Regions from separate parts of the Mus musculus genome. Here region 2 is linked to region 1. Evidence: chromatin loops called from intact Hi-C (ENCODE). Cell type or tissue: left cerebral cortex. All regions are shown on one strand.

Region 1 (2,500 bases):
ATGAACTTACCCCATGAAGTGTTCAAGTACTAAGGGCTTTTTTTTTTCAATGAAAGAAAATTGAACCAGTACACTAGGAGAAAATAAAAGTAGAAAACTGTTATAACACCTAGCTCTTTTCCTTTTTTTTCTGAAAAGATGCTTTTCGAATGAATCTGTCTCTGCTGTTTAATTTACAGCTTGAGGGCTCATTAGGATGATAAATGGCATGGTTGGAGAATGAAACATACTTTCTGAACAAAAGACAATGTCGGTAGCCTAATAACATTTTATGCTAGCACTTATATCAGTCAGAAGTAGATGCTATTTATCCCTGTGATTATTTAAAAATCATTTTTATTGTCCTTTGTGCTGTGTCCTCTTGCAGGGATTTTAATTCAGAGTTTGACACCTACTTATTAACTTCGACGAAGTGTTGAGTGCAAAGGCCGATACTTTATAAAGAATTCTAAGCAGCCGTGTTTATATAGCCTGCAGCTGTACACAAATTAGCTCAGTTTGGATCTGTTTCGATCAGAAATAGAAATCGTGTCGGGATAGCAAGTCACCTCTGTTTCTTTGGCGAAGCATGTGCTCTCTGCTGTCTGCCTCCATCTGAAGCAGCGGGACTTGCAGAGTAGACAGAAGGGGAGTTTTCCTAATGGTAAAGGAGCCCTTATGCATAAATACATCACTTCCATTTCCCTTGCTTTCTCCAACTGCTTGTCCCAAACAGCACTCTGTCATCTGTCACCACACACTCACGCCCGTCCTTTCTTCCCTCAGCCCCTCTCCAGGCCCACATTTCCACTCCCACACCCTCACTCTCCATCCAGATTGCTTCTTCCCTAAGCCATCTGTCTCCCTGGCTGCATATTTTCCCAGCTACTATGTGGGCTTAATTTTTTTCCAGGGTGGGTAGCACCCTTTTGAAATTGAGTGGGAGGCCTATATATGTGTGAAGAAGTGAAGACCAGGGATCCTGGGATGAGGGATTCTCCTGGCTGCTTTGCAAAACAGCTAGCACATGTGTGTGTGCATGTATGTGTGTGTGTGCTTATGTGTGCATGTGCATGTGTGTGAGAGTATATGTGCATTTATGTGTGTGTGCTTGCATGTGTGTGTGTGTGTGTGTGTCTGTGCATGTGTATGCATGTATGCGTATGCATGTATGTACATGCATGTGTGTTTGCATGTATGTATGCATGCATGTGTGTTTGCATGTGTGTCTCTCTGCTTGTGTATATATGTATGCATATATGTAAATGCATGTGTGTGCTCAAGCATGTGTGTATGTATTTGTGTGCATGCATGTGTGTGTGCAAGTGTATGTGCATGTATGTGTACATATGTGTGTGTTTATGTGTACATGCATACTCGTGCTTGCTCACAGTGTCATTCCACCTTTTGTGTGGCCATATTTCCAGCCTCTGTTTCCTCCCCCCTCAAGATGCCAATGCATGTCACTTGTGACTCATCCTTGAGGTTTTCTGAAAGGCCAAGTGTCTGTCTGGCCCTCCTAAGAGGAAAAACAGCTCTAGCACTGGCTCAGAGAACTGGGTGAGTCACACCCCTGGGAGATGTCTTGTCATCTCCCAGGGTTCAGCAGGCACTCTTAGGCGTGAGGCACAAAAGTGGGAACGGGAAATGTGTTCTCTTAGTCGAGTGCACACATGTCTTTCCACACTCACACACTCCTGCAGTCTTGGGTTTTGTTTGTTTGCTTTGTATTTCTTTTATATAAAGCTGCAGAGAAAAAAAACAACAACAAAAACTCACCACCCACAAAACATAAGAGACAAATTCTTGGAAAGCAAAATTCTTGTTGCTACTCTTTTAAACTCTCTTTAAATGGTATTTGCAGCTAATATTTTCTGCAGAAATTCTTCAGAGGCTTGAATTTTGTTCCTACTGGTCTGGCATCACAGCAAATGAAAGAATATCCAAACACCTTCTCATTTTCTCTGTCATTTTAGATAGTACTCATATTCATACATAATGACTTTTATATCTTAATAAAAGTTGCAGCAATAATTAAGAATACCTTTTAAAAAGGGCACATAGAGCCACCTGATTGTTCCAATGGACATTATCATAAAACTCAAGAGAGAGCTCATGGCGTTAAGACAAGGCCTTCTAATCCCCAGAGAATTGGGCATGGCCTAAGGAGTTATGTGACCATGAGAGATGCTAACCAATGTCTTTTGCTTCCTTTGACAAAACATGAGCACAGAAAGATCAGTTGTTCGTGTCCAGCTGACCTAAATTAACCTCTCCAAAAGGTCAGAATTCCTTGACAAAGCACCCTTGACCTGTCGTCTACCAACAAGGTAACAGAGATTACATGTTAGTGGTCTGTTCCACCTAAAGGGATTGGTGGTGGAGGGAGGCTGTCACACATGTTGCAGATTGTGCATAGTACTTCCTTAGTGTTATTAATACTGTTGTGATGCTCATTCACGGATGCACTAAGAAGCTGAGGAGCATGGCCCAGAACATAGAAACAAGATCCTGTCCACAG
Region 2 (2,500 bases), 110 kb after region 1:
GTAGTTGGCATGGACACAAAAATGGAAAGGGCTTCGGCTTCTGGGCCCTTGTGAGAAAGTGGTGATCTCCCTGTGCTGTGACCCAGCCTGGCACTGGCTTCCTGTAGAAGGAGCAGTCTGCACATTGTGGAGACCTCCGGGATTTCACAGATAACTACACAGGGAAGGGCGGCAGGTCCTTTATCAGGGTTAAGATGGTGCCTTGTGTCTTAAAGAAGCTAATGCCTTTAAGAACAGACTAATAACATGCAGGGCCAACTGACATTAAGAATGATGGTGAGGGCCAGACAGATGGCTCTAGGTAAAAGGACTTGCTCTGCAAGCCTGGTGTCCACATAAATTAGCCACATCAGTATTAAGCATCTGAAACTCCAGCATTCCTACAGCAAGACAGGAAGAGGAGACAAGGCTAGTCAGCTGGAAGCTCTCAGGCCAGCTAGCCTGTATATGCAGTGCAGAGACACAATCATGAGAAACCCTGCCTCAAATATGGGTGAAGTTGAGAATAGACTCCCAGAAATTGTCTGACCTATGCACACACATTGGAAAAAAAATTAAAGAATAAGGCGATATCATTTCTACCCAGAGAATGGCAGTCTGGGAATATTGGAGTCTAATGAGTTAGTATTTTTTGAGCTAACATCTGGCGGTCTGTGCACCAGCCAGTAGACATCAGCACAGTAAGGAACAAGGTCTGAGTTCATTTCTACCTTCTCTACAGAACGCTTCTGCGGTGTTTTATTATATTTTTAACTAGCAATTATTTTAAGCATATTCTGCTTCGCTTCCTCTACCCCTGCAAAATGAAAAAATAAGTCATTACTCAGAGGGTTTTTCACCTAAAATTTCATCCTCTAGGATGTAGCAGTGAAGATTCAGGTCAACGGTGAGCTTACCTGCGTTCTTTACTTAAGAGGAGTGAATGCCAGTAGTTACTATATGAGCTCTAGGATGTATCAGCAAGCAGACATTTTATCCCCATTAGTGTGGACAGACAGTCAGGAAAGGCCTTGCTGCAGTTTTTCGGAGGATGAGCTGAGTCCTGAAATCCATGCCAGTTACCATCCTTGTCCATTGATGGTGAGCTTCGCCACTCCCCCACCCCCACCACCACACCCGGAGGCACAGCCTACACACAGCTGACTGTGAGTCCCCCAGCATAGAGCCACAGCCTACACACAACAGAGAAGCTCACCGAGGCTCAAAATGTTGTCTGCAAATTAAAGCTAAAGCACACTCGAGCCTGCATATAGACTCTAAATTAAGTGGGAAAGTACACAAACCCATCTGGAGTCCTTAACTGTGGGTCCACAAATAAAGATTTTTTTTTTTAAATTTCAGAATCTATCCAAAGTAGGCTAAAGTCATTTGCAGACTAGGCTTCAGCCCATCACTTGAAGAGCAGTGTATTTCTTTCATCTTCACACAGCAGTTTTCCAAAGCTTGAGTTTCAGAGTAAGAACTAAACTCGTTGCTCTTCTGCAGGTCAATAGCTCATGGTTCCTAAGAAGGGTTGCTTAGGTCCTGGGCATGTCTCAGGATACCCAGCTTCTACCCAACAGACTGGCATATTCTATACCATTCCAGAGAGGTGCCTTTCTAAAATAGACACTATTACTAGGGTTTGAATATCACCGGTCAGATTAAATGACTCCCCCTTCCCTGTAGCAACTGCATTGCTAGACCAAACTTTTGTAGAAACACGTGACATGATGTAATAGTAGTTAATTCCATTTCACTAGATTTTAATTCTACACATCAGAATTATATAGGAATTTTAGATCATATGCACTGCTTCACATTTTATTTACACCCTCGCCACCTCAGTTCACTCATATTTTATGTTAAGAAAAAAAAAAGTTTTCAAAGAAAGAAAAAATACAATTCTCAAGACAGAAGTATATATTTACATTTTAATACAAGTAAAATCTGATTCAATCTCTACTTACCTGACTAGTAACTCGATCTAATATACAGAGTGACACTGGATTTATGCCCTTGCATAAATGGTAAATGGTTATATGTAATAATCTTTATGTCTATCACAGTGCTATGACCACTATTGCTTAGTAGAGTGTGTCCAGTCAGGATGAGCCTGGCGGCCTCATCTGTAAGTGTATTTGGAGTAGGGTACATTCAGAGGCAAATGAGTTAAGTTCAAAGACATTAATGCAATGTATTCGTGGCTAAATCTGGAAACGGAAATCATAAATTTCATAAAGAAAATGCCAAGTTGACCCTTCATAACCTTGGGCTAGGTGACAGACTCTTAAGTTGCCATACCCAACATATGAGCAACAAAAGAAAATTTAAATAAATATAATAAAATGTAAGAGTTCTGTGCATCAGAGAACATTATCAGTAATAAGAAAAAGACTAGGAAACGGAGTTATTGGCAGGCCGTTTATCTGATAGGGGTATAGAACCAACTGTATGAGGAACCTTTCAACACAATAACAAAAAGGTGAATAATTACATTAAAACTAATTACTCGAGTGGG

The links. A loop is a pair of places that touch in the nucleus more often than their neighbours do. Peaks named below come from ENCODE experiments on the same cell type or tissue, not always from the same donor. Only the 100,000 strongest peaks of a DNase experiment are listed, where the experiment ranks them.
Region 2: a loop joins it to region 1, with 6 times the contacts of the local background. A loop is called at or near these places in 4 of 42 quality-filtered maps.

What each region holds. Positions count from the first base shown.
Region 1 is chr1:38,436,904-38,439,403 of GRCm38, reverse strand. The region is part of intron 4 of Aff3 (AF4/FMR2 family, member 3); the gene reads left to right. Among named protein-coding and RNA genes, the nearest start is that of Aff3, 190 kb to the left of the region's middle. In left cerebral cortex, no CTCF peak of the experiment used is centred here; DNase peaks (open chromatin) are centred at 813 and 1,514; H3K27ac peaks cover 724 bases.
Region 2 is chr1:38,331,779-38,334,278 of GRCm38, reverse strand. The region is part of intron 6 of Aff3 (AF4/FMR2 family, member 3); the gene reads left to right. Among named protein-coding and RNA genes, the nearest start is that of Gm16150, 110 kb to the right of the region's middle. In left cerebral cortex, no CTCF peak of the experiment used is centred here; a DNase peak (open chromatin) is centred at 1,208; H3K27ac peaks cover 317 bases.